2 separate regions of the Homo sapiens genome follow, and region 2 is linked to region 1. Evidence: read pairs that join two places in POLR2A ChIA-PET (ENCODE). Cell type or tissue: HCT116. All regions are shown on one strand. Links, peaks and the distances in the headings refer to the core of each region. The heading gives the core; the rest is flanking DNA.

Evidence for each region. Peaks named below come from ENCODE experiments on the same cell type or tissue, not always from the same donor. Only the 100,000 strongest peaks of a DNase experiment are listed, where the experiment ranks them.
Region 2: POLR2A ChIA-PET joins it to region 1 with 7 read pairs; 2 of 35 experiments call an interaction of 5 or more read pairs at or near these places.

Annotation. Positions count from the first base shown.
Region 1 is chr3:151,213,432-151,225,830 of GRCh38, forward strand. The region is part of intron 16 of MED12L (mediator complex subunit 12L); the gene reads left to right. It overlaps P2RY14 (purinergic receptor P2Y14), which reads right to left. Exons shown (of 3, transcript NM_014879.4): 2 at 6,104-6,211; 3 at 1-909. The coding sequence starts at 885. Among named protein-coding and RNA genes, the nearest start is that of GPR171, 16 kb to the left of the region's middle. In HCT116, for the core only: no CTCF peak of the experiment used is centred there; a DNase peak (open chromatin) is centred at 5,840.
Region 2 is chr3:151,410,832-151,423,230 of GRCh38, forward strand. It overlaps MED12L (mediator complex subunit 12L), which reads left to right. Exons shown (of 45, transcript NM_001393769.1): 41 at 447-676; 42 at 2,308-2,464; 43 at 5,481-5,591. Among named protein-coding and RNA genes, the nearest start is that of P2RY12, 32 kb to the left of the region's middle. In HCT116, for the core only: no CTCF peak of the experiment used is centred there; no DNase peak of the experiment used is centred there.

The DNA of each region.
Region 1 (12,399 bases), core at 1,536-9,535:
ATAAATAATAGGGTCCAAGCATACATTTGCAGCAGATAGTAGCAGAGTGAATTCTTTCATATACCGCAAGATTTCTTTTGACTGGCAGCTGTAATGAGCTTCGGTCTGACTCTTTGTGTAGGGGATTCTGGCAATATGGTAAGGTACAAAACAGACAAAAAACACAAACACGATGCTGAATATGTTGCGGCTAGATTTCTTTTTGACCGAAGTGGAATTCCGACTTGACTTAAGGTGGGACTTAAAGATTTTCTTTGTGATAGCAGTATAGAAAACGATTAACAAAAGAAACACAATCCAGAAGATGGCCACGAAGATGTAGTTTGATGCTTTGTGCCACTTCCGTCCCAGTTCACTTTTCAGTTCTATACATTTTATTTGTGTAACCTCCCTAACACTCTGGTTGGTGAGAATAATATTTGGAACAGCAAGGAGGAGCATGAGCATCCATACTATCACTGACAGAAGTTTGCTGTAACTCACTGACTGGATGAAAGAAGTCCAAAGAGGCTTTACAATTTTATAATATCTGTCAAAGCTGATGAGCCCAAAGAACACAATGCTGACGTACATGTTGACGTAGAAGAGCACGGCAGAGACCCTGCACACAAACACGTTCAGCTGCCAGGGACCAAGGCCTGAGTCACCAAGGATCTTGAAAGGAAAAGTCAGGCTCATCACAAAGTCAGCAATAACAATGTTCTTGAGATAGATGATGAAACTCTTAGAGCTGGGCACGTAAAAGAATATCCATCCTGACACTCCATTGAGTAGGATTCCTGCAATGAAGACCATACAGTACAGCACAGGAATGATCTGCTGAGTGATCAGGAGGTTCTGAGAGCAGGATTCATCTGGAGGCTGTGTGGAGGTTGAATTGATCATCTTGTAACTTCTGAAGGCAGAGGCCTGAAAAGAGGTGTGAACTGGTCACTCATAGGGCACTTATGGCCTCCAAGACATTTGCTGAGTAATAAGGCAAAGGGCAATGAATATAGTCAAACCTACCAAATTTTTGAAGCCACCTTTTTACTCTGTGTAAGTTAGACACTCATCCCTCCCTCCCTCTGTTCTTCCTTTTCTTTCTTTTGGTCTTCCTTTTCTCCTTTCCCTCCCTCTTTCCCCCTTTACCCACCAACCCCCACTCCTTTCTTCCTTCTCCCCTCTCCCCCTCCCTTTTCCCTCCTCTTCCTTCTTCCTTTTTTTTGGGCAATGAAAAGGGAAGAATGGAGCAGACAGGTGGCAGTAAAGAGAAACTGGAGCAGCAGGGCAGTCTCTGAGAACTTCTAGGTAATACGGAGACCAGCATGCCCCTAAAATAATAATGGTTCCCTATAAAACTCCAGAGTTCTAGGAAATACTCATTTAGGTATAATCTTAAAAGGTAGTAACTGTAAAAGCAGAATTAATGTTTTATTTTATTCAGAATCCCATGTGTAATGTATTTTTTTAAAACCTATGTTGGAAATGTGATTGTTTTTTCCTAAAAGAGAAATTTTTATGGATTCATAAAAATCATTATAAATGTTTACATATTAAGAGCTATTCAGACGGACCTTACTTTTAGAAAAGTGTATTCTACATATATGTTGGACATGAAGACAGTGTCTAACAAACATATACATTCAAATGTTAACCGGTATTTTTGGTATGGGATTATGGGTACCTTTTCAATATTGAGCTTTTTTTTTTTCCCATTGAAAAACTGATTTGCATTATTTTAATAAATTAGAATACAAATACAAACAAATGATAAAAAGTACTTTAAGCATTCTGAGAAATGCTTCCCAAAGTACATTCTACATCTGTACTATTCAGTATGGTAGCCACTAGCCATGTGTGGGTATTGAGCACTTGAAATATGGCCAGTCCAGATTGAGATGTTCTGTTAAGTATAAAATGCACACTAGACTTTGCAGACTTGGAATGAAAAAATGTAAAATATCTCAGTATTTTTAATACTGATCACATGTTGAAGTAATATTCTACAAATGCTCTATTAAATAAAATATATTATTACTCTTAAATTTAACTTAATTTTACTTTTTAAGACTCTGGCTACTAGGAAATTTTAAATTACATATGTGTTTCACATTATGGTTTTATTGCACAGTGCTGTGCTAGGTGTTATCCAGAACTTCTATTGTTTAGGAATCCTGTATATTCTTCACTGATGTCGGAAGTGTTGATTTAGGGCAGAGGGAAGACTAGAATTAAATTCAAAAGGTTATTTGATATATCGGAACAGATGTTTACTGCCCATCTTATATGTGAACAGTACCAATTATCCTGCTTAAAACCCTTTAGTAGTCTGTCCTTGCCCTCAGGAGAATGCCCTAAGTCTGTAATGTTGAAGTCCTTTCTTGTTCTGCCTCCTGCTTCCTCCACCCCCAGCACTGAGTTCCTGCTGTCCTGGGCCCATCTGCCTCCTTTTAGGTTCTGTGATTTCTCTCAGCCTGGACCTTTGCACAGACTTTCATTTGTGTGGAAAACTGTTTCCATACCTTCTTGGCTGGCTAACTTCTCTTTATCCTCAAGGCCTCAGCTTAGCTGTCACTTTCCTTAGGAAACCTCAACTTTCCTAGCCTGGTTTGGGGTGGGTTGAGTGTGTGCTTATCATCCTGTGTCTTTCTCCTATCAACACTCCTCTCTCCAGCTGTTTGTCTCTTCCACTACTACAAGCTCCTTCAGAGGAGAAAGATCATGTCATTTTTTTACTCTTGAATTCTTTGCATAATATTTAGGGCATTAGATAGTTAAAATATTTGTGAAATAAATGAATATGCACTCTGGGAATACAAGGCATGAATCCTTGCTCTTAAGATTTATTCAGGGATCAAGGGAAAGAAAGATTGTGGGAACAGTGGGTACCTTGATGTCAGAGAATGCATCTTTTTCATCTGTATTTGTGGTGCCAGCACAGTGCATATCACAGTGAATGACAAGTTAGGTTGATACATTTAAGCATGACAAAGGGATATTTTGAAATATGGAATATGAAATACAGTCACATTCCACATAAAAAATAGTACATCCATGTAAACTTGTGTGCTGCTTCCTACACAAGAATATCTTGTTTCTGCGTATTTTCCTTTCCCATATGCTTTCCTTTTGCTTTATGGCAAAACTAGAAATATTGATAGACTTGATTTTGCCAGTCTATGGACTTCCTATAGAAGGAATGAGTACCCCAAATCACTTCCTCCACAAAACCTTTCACTAGCACTATTCTTCCTCTTCCCTGTAGCCTTGTGTGCTTGGCTCTGGGCATGATGGGTTTGTACTCATTTGCTTCTTTGTAGGTCTTCTATCGCCTTTCTCCTTATGAGCCTGTTTCATATTTTAAAAGATAAGGGAGGGGGAGCACATTTTCCATTTTTAGCTGTCTACTGTGACTAAGAGTCTGTGGCTGGTAACTAATTTGTCTGGTAACTGTCTCTTGACAGTTAGATGCATTTTGGTTTAAATGCCAGTCTTGCAGAGCTTGAGAGAATGCATGCTGCTGTATTCCCAGGTCTAATTTGGTTTCCCAGTCCTAAGCCACACAACCCCCCAGCGCCTGGCCATTGTGGTGTCATACTCATGGTAGGTACTGAGTACTTGTGGGATTCACTTGAGTTTAAAATATAAAAAACTGTAGCTGTTATTTTGGAAAACAGAAATAATAACTGTGTAATATATAGTTATATGGTGAAATATTGAATAATTTCCCAGAAATAATTTAATGAGAGCCAAATTCCTTTCCTTTTAGAAATATTGTAGAAGCCACTATTTATAGAAATAGTGAATCCCAGAAATGATTTAATGAGAGACATAATTCCTTTTCTTATAGAAACCCTTATAAAATTATTTTCTCAGAGTCTTGTGTCTTTTGTATTTTTGAGCTGCAGTATTTCTGCATGTGACCTAATGCTGCAGGTCCAGAACTCTGCTCTCAGATTCCTCAGGTTGCTGGGAATCTGCATGTGTATGCCCTGGTGATATACACCATTCCCCTTCACTGCTCCCACCACTTTGAGTTGGATGGAAGGGACTGACTGACCAAGGTAAACTTCTAGAGCAGCTTTGCCTCCTGAAATGGAGTGAATGCACACAGCTTACCTGCGCCCTTTCCCCAAACACTGCTATTTTGGCAGTTTTGATGCAATTGCAGATGAGCCTCCAGTTTAGGGTGGGAGGTTTTAGACATGCTGGTTGGGTGCCTCTGCTACCCTGTGCCACTGTCTGGTTTGATACAGCAGAGGCTCATGCCAGGACAGATTTCTTCATCTTAAAGGAACACTCTAAAGGAACAAGCTAAAGAGAAATTCCAAGATACTCTTGGTAGTAATTTTTGAACTCTTAAATATTGATTTTTTTTTAAAAGCAGTGGGGTTAATGGTGAGAACATACTGTCTTACGGGTTCAAGTGTCTTAGAGCATGGCAGCCTTTTCTGTAGGGCAGATCAGAGCAGTAATAGACTGAGAGATGTGTGGAAAAGAAGCTCTCTTAAGGCAAGTAAGACCAAATTATATATTGAGACCAAAAGGCAGGAATATGTGTTGGATGAAAATCAGGACAAAATCATTAAAAAAGACATGCATCATTTGGACCTCGTGATATCTACTCAGTCTCCTCTCCTTATCTTTAGTACAGATTGAGATGATTTAATGTCCTCATACAGGGACCTACAGAAACTTCAAATCTTTCACAAATGAAGGAAATCGTTTTATTCTCATGCTGATTTTATACAAAAATGTAAAAATAAATAAGAACCAAAAGAATCAGAAAAGAAGCTTTTAGTGTGCTCAGCAACCCTCCCTTCCCTGCCCACTTCTCAGTTGATTCACTGTTTCTTACCAGCTCATGCCAGTCCATTAAAGAGGAGAGATAGGCAACAGAAAAAAATTAAAAGATGAACAGGACTTCTGGATGATGATTAACTGGATTACTGGATAAGCAGGCAGTCTGGTGAGCCAGTTTGTGTAGGTGTCTGTTTGTGGAGCCCTGCTCATTGATAGTTACTTCTGGTATTATCACTGAATTTCTGCTGTGAAAGTTGTCATTATGTTAACCTTGAGGCTTTAGGAATATAAACAATGCTTCCTAAATTCTAGAGATCACATTTAAGAAAGATTCATATATATAGCTAAACTTTTTAAAAAGGAATACTGTGGCCGGGCACGGTGGCTCAAGCCTGTAATCCCAGCACTTTGGGAGGCCGAGGTGGGTGGATCACGAGGTCAGGAGATTGAGACCAGCCTGGCCAACATGATGAAACCCTGCCTCTACTAAAAATAAAAAAATTAGCCAGGTGTGGTGGCATACACCTGTAATCCTAGTTACTTGGGAGGCTGAGGCAGGAGAATTGCTTGAACCTGGGAGGCGGAGGTTGCAGTGAGCCGAGATCCCACCATTGCACTCCAGCCTGGGTGACAGAGCAAGACTCAGTCTCAAAAAAAAAAAAAAAAAAAAAAAAAAAAAAAGAGGGGGGGTATACTGTAATAGTGTAAGTCTTGAAATTTTCTTCAGTGAAATTTTGCCTTGTTTCACAAATCCAGATATATGAGAATGAAGTGGTCTGAAATGTTTTAGCCTACATTGTCTACTGTCACTTTGGAGACTTTGGTAACATAATTAAAGAACATGGCAGAATGAGATTTATGAGGCCCAAAGACAGTTATTAAAGTGTAGTGGGAGCATTGTGTAGAAAGAATGTCAATGCCAAAGATTCAATCTGATTTAGATAGTGAGTGCACTTGTCCCTTAGTGCAGTGTAATATCTTAGGATTGTGCTGCATGAAGTGTTTTCAAGTTGTCATGTATTACAGATAACCTCAGGGTTCTCTCTTTGGACAGAATTTAATTGATACAAGGCTGTGCAAAGCATTGCTCACTCCAGAAATACGTTCATCTTAATAAAAGCAGGCTTAGTCAGCTCTGAGTTCATTACTCATCTGTGTAATTATATACCATGACCTATTTTCCTCTTGTATTAGAACACCTTCCACCTTCCTAATTGTGAGCTGTAATTCCTTCTGTGAAGAAAAGAATTTTTTCTTCATAGCACTTCGATGAAATTAACAAAGCTCTTGATAATACTTGAGGGATTTAAAAAATTACCTTTTAAGATTTTTTTTGCATAATATGAGGTCTCTTTTCAGTGAAGGTGTTTTGCCCAGTGAGCGTTTGTCGTCTTGAAGTGGCCCAAGTGTTTTTTCATTAAAGATCCTGCATTACACAAAACAAAAAACCAAAGATTTAAGTGAGCACCTGACTTTTTATTGGGAAAATATGTCTGTACTTACTTCTTAAATTCAGCTTGTGTAATTGTGAAATATTTCAACATGTGCATTTGTTGTTTCACTATACTTGCTATTTGTTGTCATTATTGATTATTGATTTGGTTGCAGCCTCTTGTGGGAAACTTAAACTCTGAGAGCTTGGGCATGAAGTGGTTTTGGTTATTGGTTTATATTACCCCCCCCCCCCCCTTGGATATGGATGATCGAATCAATTTATCAAATGACTGAATATAACAATTCATCTTAGCCATGAAATCATAAGTCTAATTGCAGGTGGATTTTTTTAATTGTTTTGTTTTTTAAAAACCTTTGTCTTATTGACCTTTTGGGCCAGATAATTATTTATTTTTGGGAGCTGTCCTATGCATTGTAAGATGTTTAGCAGCAGTTCTGACTTCTGCCTACTAGATGCCAGTAACCCACTACCCAAGTTGCGGTAATCAAAAATGTTTCTAGACTTTGCCAAATGTCCTCTGAGGGACAAAATTGCCCTCATTTGATTACCACCAGTGTAATGAGACTAATGTGTGGACTTTGCAGAGATAACACCTGAAAGCCATGTGGTCTGATAGGAAGAGGATAGGTTTAGCAAAATGGTGGTTGGATTTGGTTCTGCCTTAGTCTAGGTTTTCATATTTCTGAATTCTTTAAACCAGTGAGTGCTCCCTAAACTTTAATGTGCATACACATTACCTGGGATCTTGCTAAAATGAGGACTGAGATTCCATTATGTCTGGAGTTTGGCACGTGATATGGTTTGGCTCTGTGTCCCCACCAAAATCTCATCTTGTAGCTCCCGTAATACCCACATGTTGTGGAAGGGAGCCAGTGGGAGATGATTGAATTATGGGGGTGGGTCTTTCTGTGCTGTTCTTGTGATAGTGAATGGGTCTCATGAGATCTGATGGTTTTAAAAACGAGAGTTGCCCTGCACAAGCTCTCTTCTCTTGTCTGCTGCCATGTGAGACATGCCTGTCACCTTCTGCCATGATTGTGAGGCCTCCCACCATGTGGAACTGTAAGTCCAGTAAACCTCTTTCTTTTGTAAACTGTCCTGTTTCTGGTACATTTTTATCAGCAGTGTGAAAACGGACTAATACAGTAAATTGGTGCCAGTAGAGTGGCACATTGCTGAAAAGGTATCTGAAAATGTGGAAGCAACTTTGGAACTGGGCAACAGGCAGAGATTGGAACAGTTTGGAGGGCTCAGAAGAAGACAGGAAAATGTAGGTAAGTTTGGAACTTCCTAGAGACTTGTTGAATGCCTTTGCCCAAAATGCTGATAGTGATATGGACGATAAAGTCCAGGGTGAGGTGGTCTCAGATGGAAATGAGGAACTTGTTGGGAAATGGAGCAAAAGTGATTCTTGTTATGTTTTAGCAAAGAGACTGGAGGCATTTTGCCCCTACCCTAGAGATTCGTGGAACTTTGAACTTGAGGGAGATGATTTAGGGTATCTAGCTGAAGAAATTTCTAAGCAGCAAAGCATTAAAGAGGTGACTTGGGTGCTGTTAAAAGCATTCAGTTTTATAAGGGAAGCAGAGCTTAAAAGTTCAGAAAATTTGCAGCCTGACAATGCAATAGAAAAGAAAATCCCATCTTCTGACGAGAAGTTCAAGCCGGCTGCAGAAGTTTGCATAAGCAACAAAGAGCTGAATGTTAATCACCAAGAAAATGGGGAAAATGTATCCAGGGCATGTCAAAGGTCTTTACTGCAAGCCCATCACATCGCAGGCCTGGAGGCCTAGAAGGAAAAAGTGGTTTCGTGGGCCCAGCCCAGGGTCTCTGTGCTGTGTGCAGCCTGGGGAATTGGTGCCCTGCATCCCAGCCACTCTAGTGTGGCTGAAAGGGGCCCTTGTAGAGCTCAGGTCATGGCTTCAGAGGGTGCAAGCCTCAAGCCTTGGCAGCTTCCACCTGGTGTGGAGCCTGCGAGTGCACAGAAGTCAAGAATTGGGGTTTGGGAACCTCCGCCTAGATTTCAGAATATGTGTGGAAATGCCTGGATGTCCAGGCAGAAGTTTGCTGCAGGGGCAGGGCTCTCATGGAGAACCTCTGCTAGGGCAGTATAGAAGGGAAATGTGGGATTGGAGCCCCCACACAGAGTGCCTACTGGGGCACCATCTAATGGAGCTGTGAGAGGAGGGCCAACATCCTCCACACTCCAGAATAGTAGATCCCCTGACAGCTTGCACCGCTGGTCTGGAAAAGTTGCAGATACTCAATGCCAGGAGGGAGGCTGTACCCTGCAAAGCCACAGGGGTGGAGCTGCCCAAGACCATGGGAACCCACCTCTTGCATTGCGTGACCTGGGTGTGAGACATGGAGTCAAAGGAGATCGTTTGGGAAGTTTACGATTTGACTGTCCTGCTGGATTTTGGACTTGGATGGGGCCTGTAGCCCCTTTGTTTCAGCCAGTTCCTCCCATTTGGAATGACTGCATTTACCCAATGCCTGTACTGCATTGTATCTAGGAAGTAACTAACTTGCTTTAGATTTTACAGGCTCATAGGCGGAAGGGACTTGCCTTGTCTGGGATGAGACTCTGGACTGTGGACTTCTGAGTTAATGCTGAAATGAATTGAGACTTGGGGGACTGTTGGAAGACATGATTGGTTTTGAAATGTGAAGATATGAGATTTGGGAGCGGTCAGAGGTGGAATGATATGGTTTGGCTCTGTGTCCCCACCCAAATCTCATCTTGTGGCTCCCTTAATTTCCATGTGTTGTGGGAGGGACCTGGTGGTAGATGATTGAATTATGGGAGTAGATCTTTCTGTGCTGTTCTTGTGATAGTGGATGGGTCTCATGAGATCTGATGGTTTTAAAAATGGGAGTTGCCCTGCACAAGCTCTCTTCTCTTGTCTGCCACCATGTGAGATGTGCTCCACCATGATTGTGAAGCCTCCTCAGCCATGTGAAACTATAAGTCCAGTAAACCTCTTTCTTTTGTAAATTGCCCATTCTCAAATATGTCTTTATCAGCAGTGTGAAAATGGACTAATAAAGCATGATATGCTGCTGGTCCATGTACCACTCTTTGAGTTAGCATCATTTTTTTCCCCCAGATCCTGTGCCCAGGAGACATTTAATAAAGGTGATGATGGTAAAATATTTTTGTTGTAGTCGGGACTTTAGACAAGAAAAATTATATTCCAAGTAGGCCTGAAATCTAGGATCTTTGCCCAAGTTTATTCATTACATTTCATCATAATCTTCCCATCTTTATGGTCTCTTGGAAATGTAAATTGGTATTTTATACCTATTTGAGAGGTGGCGATTGTGATCATCTTATATTTACTTAGAATGTTCCTAAAAAGTCATGAGATTCTCTTTGGAAAGAAAGAGGTTAAGTTCTGCATGGAGTAATAATCTCAGTGGCCTAGGGCAGTATGGAACATGTGCTGGTTGTAAATCATATATTCTAACTTTACAACATTGAGGCTTTTATTAAAAAGTCCAAAAAAAAAAAAAAACTAGATGTCAGTGAGATTGCAGAAAAAAGAGAACACTTATGTACTCTTGTGGGATTGTAAATTAGTTCAGTCCCTATTGAAAGCAGTGTAGAGATTTCTCAAAGAACTAAACATAAAATTACCATTTCACCCAGCAATCCCATTACTAGGTATATACTCAAAGAAAAACAAATTGTTTTACCAAAAAGACACCTTCATTCACATGTTTATTGTAGTACTATTCACAATAGCAAAGGCATAGAATCAGCCTAGGTGCCTATCAATGATGGATTGGATGAAGAAAATATGGTACATATACACTGTGGAATACTATGCAGCCATACAAAAGAAATCATGTCCTTTGCAGCAACATGGTTGTAGCTAGAGGCCATTATCCTAAGTGAATTAACACAGAAACAGAAAACCAAATACCACATATTTTCACTTATAAGTGGGAACTAAACATTGGATACACATGGACACAAAGATGGGAACAGTAGACACTGGAGACTCCAAAGACGGGGAGGTAGGAAGCGGGGAAATGGTGGAAAAACTTACTCTTGGGTTTTGTGTTCACTATTTGGGTGATGGGTTCACTAGAAGCCCAAAAGCTCAGTGTCACACAATATACCCAAGTAACAAACTTGCACATGTAACTGTTGAACCTAAAAGAAAAAAAGAAAAGAACATTGCCTACTCCTGGGGAGGGAAGTAGGAGCAAGTCCAGCCTCCTTACACCCAACCAAATACCTCGTGTTTTAACTTACAAGTGGGAGCTTATAAGTGGTAGGGTGGTTGGACTTTGCTGTATCTGTGATATTTTATTTCTTAAATTCTGAATCAAATATGCCTAATATTACTGCCTATTAACACTGGTGACTGGTACATTGGTGTTATCAACATTAGTGTCTGCACTTCTGTTTTTGTATATTTAAATTATTTCATAATTAGGAATAGAAATATCTATGGAGAATGGATTGCCTTCAAATAATGCTTTTATCAGTACCCACTTATGACGTGCATTTTTCTTCCTCTTCTTTTTTCAGTTCTTATAAAGGTACAACTTTTATATATTTTTTTTCCTTCCTTTCAGTCCAGACATCAAAAGCTTTAATACACAGTGCTCTGGATCTTTTTCTATGAGATAAATACTTGTTTTCTAGCTGATTCTGTATCAATAGAAAATAGTATAGATGTATGTAATCATTTATACATTTTTAAACTTACTGAAGCCATTTTCTTGCTGCTTTAATCTCTCATGCCTTAATGTTTAACACTTTTTTTTTTTTTGGTGTCAATGTGATCGCCTATGCGGTTTTCATAGTATTTATGTGTCGTGTATTTATAGTTGTGTTATTACATTTTATGTTACTAAAATAATTTACAAATAACTGTCTCATCTGTGTTCTGCATTCCTGTGGCACTCTTGTCCGTGCCCTCTCTAGGCTCAGTCAAGGAGAATCTCACTTTCTTCTTCACCCAGAAGAAGGAATCCTCCTCCCACCCCCTATCTTTTGTCATCACCCAGAGCATTTAAAGTTTGACACTCACCACACTTCTCAGAAGCTGTCAGGGACCTAATTTCTAAGCCTGTTGTCTTTTTCTCAGTTATCCTATTTCCTGACCCTCTTTGCAGCATTTGATATCATTGATTTCCCCTTATTGAAATCTGCTGTTTATATAGTGTAACCTTTGCCTCCTGTGTACCCCTGATATTTCTTCCTTTGCCAAGGCCGTTTGTTCATTTGCTCACTAAAGCCATCAGAACATGCTTATTACATTTTATGTTACTAAAATAACTTACAGCGTTTTACATCTTTAAAATATTTTATATTATTTACTAGTGTTATTTAATTCTCTCTGTCATCAGCCTCCTAGCTTTTCTTACCCAAGCAGAGCTGGATATTTTAGAACTTCTTTCACCCTGCCTATTGGGCTTGCCTTTCTGCCCCAGCACTGTGACTCCTTAGGGCTGGGTAAACAATGTCCTATGTTTCTAAGTCATAGACCTGTCCAGGGTGCCCTCGACTTCACAGAAGTTGCTGTTCTCTCTCTGTAATTGGCTACACTCCCCTTATTTCTCAGAAATCCTTCTTCTGCTTAGCTCCTGTGTTAGTCTATTGTCTGCTGCTATAACAATACTACGTATTGAGTCATTTATAAAGAAAGGAAATTAATTTGGCTCATGGTTCTGGATTCTCTGAAGCTCAAGATGGAGGGGATGCATCTGGTGAGGCCTTCCTGCTGCATCATGGTGGAAGGGCAAGTGAGCATGTGAGACCAAGAGAAAAAGAGGGCCAACTTCTGCAGTAATACCATTAATTTGCTCACGAGGCCTTTGCTATCATGATCTAATCATCTCTCAAAGGTACCACCTCTTAATGCCGTCACAATGGCAAATCAATTTCAAATGAATTTTGAAACGGACACTCAAACCGTAGCAGCTTTCTGTCAGATCCTATCGGTAGCTGTCTCATCCGTGTTCTGCATTCCTGTGGCACTCTTGTCCGTGCCCTGTCTAGGCTCAGTCAAGGAGAATCTCACTTTCTCCTTCACCCAGAAGAAGGAACTCTCCCACCCCCTATCTTTTTTCATTACCCACAGCATTTGATGTTTGACACTCACCACACTTCTCAGAAGCTGTCAGGGACCTAATTTCTA
Region 2 (12,399 bases), core at 2,538-10,537, 200 kb after region 1:
GTGTATTTCATTATTTTAATTTACATTTGAGCATGGGTAGCTTTTCTAATTTTGGAAATGATATTAATAATACTTCATCTGTTGAACTTTGGTGTCATCTGTGCACTGAAGATTTAGATGCTTGCCTGATTGTTTCTATATAGAAACATGCCCTTCTCTAAAAATAAGCAGCTAATCTTAAAAGCCAGTTTAACTAAATGAGGATTCATTTTTTTTAAGTTGACATTTCTGGTGAGTCATTACACAGCCAGATCATTCTGTGGCTTTTCTGACCATATTCCCTGCATCCAGGGTAGTCCTCCTCAAATTTTGAGTTATGAGAACCTTTGAAAACAGTGAATTTCAGGGGAGTCCTCATGGGTTTGTTTTTGCCCCATATATCGTAGTGATGGGAAAGCTAGGTGATAAGTTGAAACATTGACTTCTTCCCTTGTGCCTACCTGCAGACCATGCCACAGGGCTATACAATGTATGGGACACAGATGCCTTTGCAGCAGACATCGCAGCAGCAGGCTGGCAGTGTGGTCCTGTCTCCCAGCTATAACTCCAGAGCCTATCCGGCCGCACATTCCAACCCCGTGCTAATGGAAAGACTCAGACAGATTCAGCAGCAGCCGAGTGGCTATGTTCAGCAGCAGGCCTCGCCGTACCTGCAGCCCCTGACTGGCTCTCAGAGGTGATACATGTGGAAATGATGATGGCAATAATGAACAGTCACATTCTCGGGTTTCTTATGCTTCTTATAGGGCATGGTACTTTATCATTGTTTTTATGAGCTTGCATATTTGCAGATAATTTGCATTCTGTCATCTCGTTTTTAGTAGTATCCAGATAGAGGTTCAACATAAAGAATGCTCCATCTTGTTTATTTCATTAAAGATCCTTACAGTTTTGACTCATGTCTTCCAAGACATGAGTGTAACAGTCTTTACGTGATAGTGTGTTTGCTTCAGTGTTCTTTTTTTTCCTCTTCTTTTTTAAAAATTCTCTGAACATATCTAACAGAGAAAACTCTTGATTATTGTTAGGAATGCCTTACTACAATTTGTTGATTGGAGCAATAAAATGTGTGATTGCAATACTAATTGTGCATGGTGCACATGAGAGTTTTGTTATAACTTAGTTTCTACCTTTTCCACCTCAAAGATATTTGGCAAAACAGGATTATGATAGACTTTTTTCTGTTCTTGTTTAATTAGATCCCTTAGAGTGTATAACTGTACTGTCTGTTGTAGTAGCTGCCAGCCACCTGTGGCTGTTTAAATTTAGACTATTTAAAATTAAATTAATAATATAGTTCCTCAGTCACACTAGTCACATTTCAAGTGTTCAGTGGTAGCCAAATGTGGCCAGCAGGACTAGCTTCAATGGTGTGTGACGTGCACTGTGTTTAGAAGGGCCTGTGTTTAAAAAGGCTTCATGCTTAGTTTAATGCTCTGCAGTTTCTCTGTGGAAATTCTTACTAAGTTTTGATCAGGGAGCCTTGTGTTTTCGTTATTCACTGAGACCCCAAAATTATGCAGTTCGTTCTTGTGGCTAGTAGTTATCTTATTGGACAGCGCAGAGAGAAAACATTGCAGCCATCATAGAAAGTTCTGTTGGATAGTACTGTCTTAGCAGCATCATGTAAAACGTGTCCATCTAGTGGATAGCAGCACAGCTCCCATCTGTTACCATCAATGGCTGCATGACGACTCCAAGTAATCGCTCTTTGGAAAGTTAGCAAGGTTGATGGTAACACATTTGAGAAAATAGATATTTTGGATAATAATTTGGAAAATGTGCATTGTATGTACAATTTTTATAATAAATAGCAGCATAGCATGGCCCACAAACTTGAATTTCAAAGCCCAAAAGTTCTGGGTTCAAATCCCACCTGTGCCATTTGCTTTCTTAATAAGTTACCTCTAGCTCTGTTTTTTCATTTTTAAAGTAGGGATAACGAAACTGCTGACCTTAAAGGGCTCTCTGGTGGGGAGTAAATGAAGTAACACATTTCAGACCTTTAGTACAGTGCCTGCTTCAAAGTAAATGCTCAATTAATATTCCTCGTTGTTAAAAACTATTAAATGTTTAAAAAGTGATTTATTGCATGACTGCAATTTTACCTTAAGTCATGTGCTTGCTGTACTTTTTCAAGTGGTCACATCTATTATTTTAACCACTGGGCTTTAGTCTATTTGAATTGTGCAAAGGATTATTGAGCACTGATTGTTTCTTGGTTGGTGTATGTCATGTGCTGGTAGCACTGATTAAAAGTTTGACATTATGCTTGGGCCTGAACCAAGTTGCATTATTCTTTGCCAGACTGAACCATCAGGCTCTACAGCAGAGCCCTCTGGTGGGCGGGGGAATTGATGCTGTGCTGACTTCTGCACATCCAAACCTTCCCTCCGTGCCCCTGCCTCAGGATCCCATGAGACCCAGACAGCCGCAAGTTCGACAGCAGCAGAGACTCCTCCAGGTACGGGGCAGGGAGATGAGGGCAATGCCATCACCCTTCAGACAGTGCAAATATGCAACAGTCATAAAAAATGAAAAACACTATAGTTGTCAATTGCCAGATTCCAAGGATCCCTGTGGATTTGATGCTAGGAGCTACATTGGTACAATTTAGTTACAACTTGGCAAGAATTTTATTTTCTCTGTGTATCTACCAGGTTATGGGCAGAAGAGTACGTTTTGCAGAACATTCTTCCCATTTCACAAAGGTTTGGGAGGGCAGACGGATGCCTTTAATAGAGTTGGCCTCAGCTTACCCAGTCTCTGTTTAAGTAGGAGCCATGCAAATTTTTTAAAAGTGTCATAAATGTGAAAACAAAAAACTGAGCCATCCAGAGCTTTCATCAGATTCCTAGAGCATTCTGCAATCTAAAAACATTTCTATAACACCTCTGGTCTGATAAGGCTGTGAAATGGGAGGAACATAGACTGTTTCAAAGGATATTTCATCTTGTCTTTGTTAGAATCCAGAGAACTGTCATTCACTTATTTGATGTACATTTTAAGTCAGTTAGATAAAGGGTTCTTCCCCTTGATACATTTTTTTTTTTTTTTCCCCTTAAGACGGAGTCTCCCTCTGTCACCCAGGCTGGACAACCTCCACCTCCCGGGTTCAAGTGATTCTCCTGCCTCAGCCTCCTGAGTAGCAGGGATTACAGGCGCCCACCACCACCCCTGGCTAATTTTTTTGTATTTTTAGTAGAGACGGGTTTTTGCCATGTTGGCCAGGCTGGTCTCAAACTCCTGACCTCAAGTGATCCGCCCACCTCGGCCTCCCAAAGTGCTGGGATTACAGGTGTGAGCCACCACACGCAGCTTCCTTGATATGTTCTTGTTTCTGACTTGCTTATTTAAAAAATATAGGCCATTATGTTTACCTGTGTCATTTGTCTTCAATATTAACAAGCTTGTCCTATGTTATTGGACTGGAGATTTCCTAAGGAGACTGTACAGTGGGCTCTAATCTTATCAGCAGTCCAACTTGAGATACACACTTACTTTATATACTACCAAGAACAGAACACCAAAAATGAGGAATCTAGTAGAGCTGGAGTGCCCAAGGGCTGTACTCTCAACTCGGTATGAGGTCAGTGAGAAGTAAACCTGCCATGCAGAAAGGGACACAAAGGAGCTTGGATGTCTTATCCTTGACACTGGATAGAGGGGAGAAACAAATATCTCCCCTGAGCATTTGAACCACAAGCTCCGGTGGGTTTGAGTCTGAATTCAGTGTGATCCACAAAATTCTGGTTGGTAGTGCCCAGGTGACAGGCAAAAGCCAACACACCCTCTGGAACTGGGCTTCCCAATTATAAGATGCCATTAGTAGTAAGATGTCATTAGTTCCATCCCAATTTGTGACCTGTTAAAAATGTTAAAAAAAAAAAAAGTTGTATCACAAAATTGATAACATGTGGTAACCGATTAGGAGAGTATGGCCTTCAGATAGCAATCTCAGTCATTGTATAGATGTTGTTTCCAATGGTAAAAGCTCTCTAATCCTGTTTTGTCATGGAAATACTTATAGTACCTATCTCTTAAATATGTAGAAAGGATTAAATAAGAATATTCAAGTAAACCACTCATTTGATAATTTTACGATTAATGTTATGACTATTATCATTACTATGAGTACTCACTTTCTTAAATCATTTTTTCCAAGTTCTGAGGCTATGTTTCAGAATTTTTTAGGATTGATAATTTATATTTTGCTCTAGTTTAGAATTTCTCATTTCCAAATCACTGAGGAAAGTTACCACATTATTTGTTTACTTACCAGTTTTAAATCTTATGTTGGTGTTTTTCAAGGCTGCAAATACGGAAAGCCTTTTCTTATTAGACCATATGTACTTTTTATCCTAATTAGCATAATATGTCCTTCTGGTAATTTTTTCATCATCAACACATTCTTCCCTGGAGATAAGTGATTTGCTTCTACAACAGGATTATACTTCTTTTTTGGTGACTGGCCACCTCTGTAAAGGAAAAAGTTAATAATGATGAAGTTGGGTTAATTTTTCTTAGAAGAGGTTCTAGAGGGCTAACTGGAGAATCATATTGCAGTCATTGTGATTTGGGTCCAACTTGCGTTGTTCTTGTTGGGATCATGCTACCCAGACCTCTGCTAGGATTCCAGATCCATGAGCATTGTCACTTAGTGAGACATGCCATATGGCAATAGCTATTTATTAGTTGGCTGTAAAGCAGACCAGTAATTGAGGGGATAGTATGCAAACCAAGTTGGAAAAGTACAAAAGATGAAGAAATGTCTAGACTGTCATCATTATCAGGATGAAGTGTTTGGGTGGAGGAAATTTTAAAGGTCATTGAAACAAAACAAAACAACTATTAATATTTTTCTCTCCTCTGTGTCCCACCTTGTGGATGTCTGGTCTGTGCTTTTTCTGTGACTTGGAAGCATTTTCCAAGAGCTGTGTGTTTGAGCCAACCCTGTTACTGACATGATTTCTGAATTTCTGATGTAAATTATGCCAGAAGGTGTCATGGCGACTAGTCTGCCTCTTCCTTTTGGAAAAAAACAAAAAACAAAAAAAAACCTTTAAGAATTCTGCCAGATATCATAAAGAATGAGAGGATTACTACTGAGCAGTCCCCGTCCAACCTGTAGTGTAAGAAGGGATAAAACATGCGGAAGGACAAAGGACATGAAAGGAATTAAAACAGTAAGCAGAAGGGATGGCCCCGGACAGCGCAGTGTGGAATAGACAGCAGTACTGACTGCCAGTGGAAGAGATCCGTAGGGTTGGGGTGGTCCTAGAAGGCTTCATGGATGAGCAGGTTTAGGTCTTGCCCTCAAAAGGACGAATGAGGTTCAGCAAGGTAGAGATGCAGCAGGCAGGTATATATTGTTTTTACTACAACATAAAAATTAGATAAAAGGTATATGGGGGAAACAGATTCAGCAATGCTGTTTTCTTCTTCCTTTTAAGTGTATAACATTTTTACCCTCTTTCCAGATGCAGCAGCCCCAGCAGCCCCAGCCCCAGCAGCCTCCCCAGCCCCAGCAGTCCTCGCAGTCCCAGAGTCAGACCCTTGGTCTCCAAGCAATGCAGCCCCAGCAGCCCTTGGTAAGGCCTGTTGTTTTGGAATCAGACATGTGGGTTTCTTCTTTAAAAGCAGGTTGCATTGTTCATGTTCATAAGATTGTTAAGAATCGACAAAGCCTAAGTATACCCTAAAAATTTTTCCTAGAACTTTACTAGAGTTTTATTGTCATTGTAGTTGGTATATTTATTTTCATAGGAAGATACAAGTAAATATTTGGGATTCAGTAGGTTATACCATTATTCTTCAAAATTTTTCGGACTGTTCCACAGACAAAATTTTTTACATTGAGACGTGGTCTTTTTTTCCTAAACAATGATAAAACGATGATTTACTATGTATGTTTAAAAGAGTGTCTTACCATACTTTGATTTTTACTATAATCTCAAAAACCATGGGCGCACTTTCTAAAATATTATCTATTATCTTCAATAAGAAATTGTTTTTCATTCAGTTAGCACTTGCTGCAAGAGTTTTCATGTAACTCACAGTCGGATAGTTCACTTCTCTAGCTTCATAAATCAAATTTGGAAATGTCATATGCATAGCCATCAAAGTTTTCTAAACCTCAGTCATTTACAACAGCCATATTCCTGTTTCATTAATTACTTTTTTTTAAACTGTCATCTTATTATATTTGCTTAAATAAATGTAGTTTTCAAAGAAGCATTTTATCATTACCATCCATAATTATATCACTTGCCACATATTGGAAATATCTGTGAAAGTAAATACAAAAATAATTTAGAAGGGAATCTCCATTTAACTGAGTGATGTGAATTGCATGAATGAGCCCTACCTACGATGAGCTGGCTGACCGCTCATGTCTCACACTTTGAGAAACACTAGTGTAGACTGCCTTCAGCACAGGATTTTTAAACTAGCTGGTTTCACAACTTGTAGAAAAGGGGGAACAACGTGGTATAGAGATAGTACATGTGGAGGGATCAGAGTAGAGTTAGGTGGTTAAAGAACTGCGTCCAAATCAGATTGACCAGAACATGGTCAACTGGAATAGGGCATCCATAGTACATTTAACAAACTCTGCGTAAGCCAGTTTGTTCCGCTCCCCCAGCTCCCCCCCCGCCTTTTTTTTTTTTTTTTTTTGAGACGGAATCTCACTCGATCACTCAAGCTGGAGTGCAGTGCGATCTCAGCTCACTGCAACCTCCTCCTCCCAGGTTCAAGCAATTCTCCTGCCTCAGCCTCCCAAGTAGCTGGGATTACAGGCACCTGCCACCACACCCAGCTAAATTTTGTATTTCACCATGTTGGCCAGACTGTGGTCTTGACCTCATGACCTCAGGTGATCCACCCACTTTGGCCTCCCAAAATGCTGGGATTACAGGCGTGAGCCACTGTGCCCGGCCTATTCCCCATTTTTAAGTTAATTCTTTTTAATTATGGATCTAGTTTTTCCAGCTCTGATTTAAAAATATATATATGTTTGTGACATTTACTGCAATCTACTTCAGAAAACCTTCTTAAAGTAGAGGTAGTATGTAAAACTGCACTGCCTGCCTACCTATCCAATGTGTATTAGCAGGAACTGGCTGTTACTTAGCAAATGTTGTAGAAGAGATTCCTTTGGATGCACCACTGTTAGCTGAGTCTAGTGTCCCGTACAAGAACGAGATACACCTTTTGTTTTGAAATAATTTCAAATGACAGAAAATTTGCAAGAATAGTACAAAGAATTTCCATAAGCCCTTTACCCAGATTTACTAATTCTTAACATTTTGTCACATTTGCTTTATTATTCTCTCTTTCACTCCCCCCACCTACTGCCATTTAAACATACATGTGCCTCTTTACCCTTAAGTACTTTCACTTTTTTTTTTCCAAAACAAAGATATTCTTTTATAAAAACTGGGTATTATTAAAATTAGGAAATTGAACATTACTACAATGCTTTATAACCTATAACTCTTTTGCAGATAGACAAATTAATGCTCTTTATTGCATTGATTTTCTTTTTCCCCTGGTTCAGGATCATCACATTTTGCATTTGGCTTTCATGTCTTTTTACTCGCCTTCATCTAGACCAACTCCAAAGCTGCCTTTTTGTCTTCATGAAGTTGACATTTTTAAGGTCTATGGAATGTTTATTTTGTAGAATGCTACTCAATTTGATTTATCTGCCTAGATTAATCATGATTAGATTCAGATTATACATTTTTGGCAACATTAGAGGTGCCATTGTGTCCTTTTCAGTGTATGGCATTAGGATATACATTGTTGGTGATATTACTTTAATCCTTTTGTGTGTCTTGTGTCTGATAGATCTCCCCACTGTGAACTTATTATTTTCCCTTTGCAATTAATAATTTATGAGAATAGTTTGATAAATCTGTCATTACTCATCAAATCTTCACACACTACTGTTAGCATCTATTAAATTATTCTTGCCTAAATTCATTCTTACTATGGATGTGGAAAAATTATTTTTTTTTAATTTTTAATTCTTTTAATTATGGATACATAATATTTGTACATATTTATGTACAGATACGTGAGATTTCGATACAAGCTTTCAATGTGTAATGATCAAATAAGGGTAATTGGGGTACCCAAAATCGCTTCAAGCATTTCTAATTTCTTTGTGTTATTTCGTGTTGTTTGTGTTTCTTTGTATTCCACTTCTACTCTTTTAGTGATTTTGAGACATATAGTAAATTATTGTAAACCACTGTTGCCCTATTGTACTACCAAACACTAGTTCTTACTTTGTAATGGGTACAAAATGGTGATTTTTCTTACTCTTATGTTTCTGCATTTAGCAGTTGGTATTTGTATTAGTTAGGGTTCTCTAGAGGGACAGAACTAATGGAATAGATATGTATATATAAAGGGGAGTTTATTAAGTATTAACTCACATGACCACAAGGTCCCACAATAGGCTGTCTGCTGGCTGAGGAGCAAGGAGAGCCAGTCCAAGTTCCAAAACTGAAGAACTTGGGAGTCCGGTGTTTGAGGGCAGGAAGCATCCAACACGGGAGAAAGATGTAGGCTGGGAGGCTAGGCCAGTCTCTCCTGTTCATGTTTTTCTGCCTGCTTTATATTCGCTGGCAGCTGATTAGATGGTGCCCACCAGATTAAGGGTGCGTCTGCCTTCCCCATCGCACTGACTCAAATGTTAATCTCCTTTGGCAACACCCTCACAGACACACCGAGGATCAATACTTTGCATCTTTCAATCTAATCAAGTTGACACTCAGTATTAACCATCACAAGTCCACCCCTTGTCTACTTGAGCCCATACACACCTCCTGAGATCAGACATAATCTTCAAATAAAGACAATAGTAAGGTCGTAATTACAGCTAACATAATACAACTATCCTTCCTGCAACCGGAAACGCACCAATCCCCAACCCAAATACTATTACATAAAGTTAACAATGCTTAAATCCTGATATGAAGTCAGTAAATCCTATGTCACATGATAAAGGAAAAGGAAATAAAATTAAGATATTAGTACAAGTGTATACCTGCACAAACATGTTTTTAACAAAAGGAGGAAGTACTCATGACAGTTACAGTCCGCTTTTCTGCCACTGTCACGTGGTCATAGCTGGTATTGATGACTACCTTCTTCTGCTACCCATTCTGTATTCCCTTCACCTTCAGCACGCACCTCAGCAGGTCGTGTTTTTCTTCCTGGTTGAGTGACCCAAAGCATTCCTGAGGGGTCTGGATCATTTGTAGTCCTGTCTGGTTTGGGCTGTTGTAGTTTCCCATTGACCTTAATCACAGGGCATAGTAACACTAAGAGACGCCCTAATGGATCTCGTGTATTCCATGAATACTCTTCCTTACCTCTATTGTGGAATAGTAGACTGATTTCATCTTGATAGTCCGGGTCAGTCACCCCAGCCAACACTGTAACTCCCTTCTTAGCCTGTTGGCTTAAAGGTAGGAGGAGCCCAAAGTGTCCAGGTGGCAATCTTAATTTCCAGTTTAATAGAATCATTGTATTCCTAGTGGCAGTGTTCCTCCCTCTGGAACTAAGACCTCTAGGCCAGCAGAACGTAATGTTGTGGGAACAGGAAGCAAAAATTTTGCTAGTGGATCACTAGGAGTGATGGTGAGTGGTGCCACTTCCACTTCTACCCCTTGATTCCTGGACTTGTGAATCCTGGCTATGGGAGAAACAGTACTATATATTGGATACTGATTAAGAGCATACACGGCCTTCTGGAGAACTTTGCCGCAGCCCTGCAAAGTATTGTCACCTAATTGGCATTGTAATTGTAACTTCAAAAGGCCATTTCACCATTCTGTCAATCCAGCTGCTTCAGGATGATGGGGAACATGGTAAGACCAGTGAATTCCATGAGCATGAGCCCACCGCTGCACTTCTTTAGCTGTAAAGTCAGTGCCTTGGTCAGAGGCAGTGCTGTGTGGGATACCATGATGGTGGATAAGGCATTCTGTGAGTCCACGGATGGTAGTCTTGGCAGAGGCGTTGTGTTCAGGATAGGCAAACCCACATCCGGAGTAAGTGTCTTCCAGTGAGGACAAACCTCTGCCATTTCCATGGTGGAAGAAGTCCAATATAATCAACCTGCCACCATGTAGCTGGCTGATCACCCTGAGGAATGGTGGCATATCGTGGGCTCAGTGTTGGTCTCTGCTGTTGGCAAATTGGGCACTCAGTGGTGGCCGTAGCCAGGTCATCCTTTATGAGTGGAAGTCCACGTTGCTGAGCCTGTGCGTAACCTCCATCCCTGCCACCATGGCCACTTTGTTCATGGGCCCATTGAGGAATGACAGTGGTGGCTGGGGAAAGAGGCTGAGTGGTGTCCACAGAATGGGTGATCCTATCCACTTGATTATTAAAATCTTCCTCTGCTGAGGTCACCCATTGGCGAGCACTCACATGGAATACAAATATCTTCACAGTTTTCAACCACTCAGAGAGGTCCAGCCACATACCTCTTCCCCAAATTTCTTTGTCACTAGTTTTCCAATCATGCTTCTTCCTGTGCTTTACTGTGTTTTTTTTTTTTGTTTTGTTTCTTTGTGTTTGGAGACAGTGTTGCTCTCTCACCCAGGCTGGAGTGCAGTGGCGCAATCTTGGCTCACTGCAACCTGCACCTCCCGAGTTCCAGCAGTTCTTGTGCCTCAGCCTCCCAAGAAGCTGGGATTACAGGCACGCACCATCACACTAGGCTAATTTTTGTATTTTTAGTAGAGATGGGGTTTCACCATGTTGGCCAGGTGTCTCGAACTCCTGACCTCAAGTGATCCACCTGCCTGGACCTCCCAAAGTGCTGGGATTATAGGCATGAGCCACCATGCCTGGCAAGAAAATTTTTATATATCCTTTTATCTTTCGGTATTTTTCTTTTTCTTAATAGTTCCACTAAGATGCATTGTATGTATTATAAATATATTTATTTATATTTTATAAACATCTCCAGCAGATTCAGTTCTTGGTACTAGCCAAAGCTCTTCATTCTTTGTTTTTTTCTTTGCTAGAGAAGAGGGTGGTAAGGTAGCTGTTGAAGATAAGTGAACTCTTCCTGTTTTGGGGTTCTGATTCATGCTGTATCAAAGTGGTAATGGTAACACATTGCCCCCCATCCCCTGACTTGTCCTGCTGCTATCTGGTGACATTCACAGTTGAATTCAATAAATGCTTTTTTCTTAGGGTAGTGCAGAAGTGATTGCAGTCGTGTGTGTGGTGGAGACCAGCACCCTGCCAGATGTTATAGAGCGTGCCAGTGAAACATCACTTCCTGCCACTAGAGGACTTAGAATCATAGGAAGTGGCTCAATGGCAGCACTGCCTGTGGAAAGTAGTTTACGGTTGCTGAATTTTTGACAGAAGAGCTGGAGGCATTGTATTAGTTTGCTAGAACTCCCTAACAAAGTACGCAAACTAGATGTCTTCAACAACAGAAATGTACTGTCTGTTTTGGAGGCCAGAAATCCAAGATTAAGGTGTCAGCAGGGTTGTTGGTTCCCTCTGAGGGCTGTGAGAGAGAATCTGTTCCATGCCTCTCCTCCAGCTTCTGGTGGCTCGCTGGGACTCTTTGGCATCGCTCGGCCCGTGGAAGCAGCACCCTGAGCTTTGCCTCCACCTTCGCAGGCATTCTCCCTGTGCATATACGTGTCTACTTTTTTATAAGGATACCAGTCCTTATGCGTTTTCACTTTTTATAAGGACACCAGTCATATTGGTTTAGGTCCCATCCTAATTATCTAATTTCAACTTGATTACCACTGTAAAGACCCTGTTTCTAAATAAGGTCACATTCTGAGGTACTGGGTGTTACGACTCCAGCATGTCTTTTTTAGGGAACATAATTCAACCGAAATAATAACAGGTCAGAAGGTGAGAGAAGTTTGGGAAGCCTTGACAGAGGAGGCTGAATGTGGCAGATGTTGAAGGCAGTAGGATTTGATTCATTGCTTTTTTTTTTTTTTTTTGAAAAGAAGAAATTGAATGTTAATTTTTTTTAGAGTTAGAATTCAAGTTTTATTTAGAATTAATGAAAATATATTTTTTTGTTCTTTTGTTGCTGTTGTAAGAGGAACAGAACTAGGTTTTTTTTTTTTAGCTTTTGCACAAGTCCCTTCTATTTTAATGCATTCTAGGAGATCATAAAAATATATATATATATATATTTTGAAACGGAGTCTTGCTCTGTCACCCAGGCTGGAGTCCAATGGTATGATCTCAGCTCACTGCAACCTCCACCTCCCTGGTTCAAGCGATTCTCCTGCCTCAGCATCCCGAGTAGCTGGGATTACAGGTGCCTGCCACCATGCCCAGCTATTTTTTTTTTTTATACTTTAAGTTCTGGGGTACATGTGCAGAATG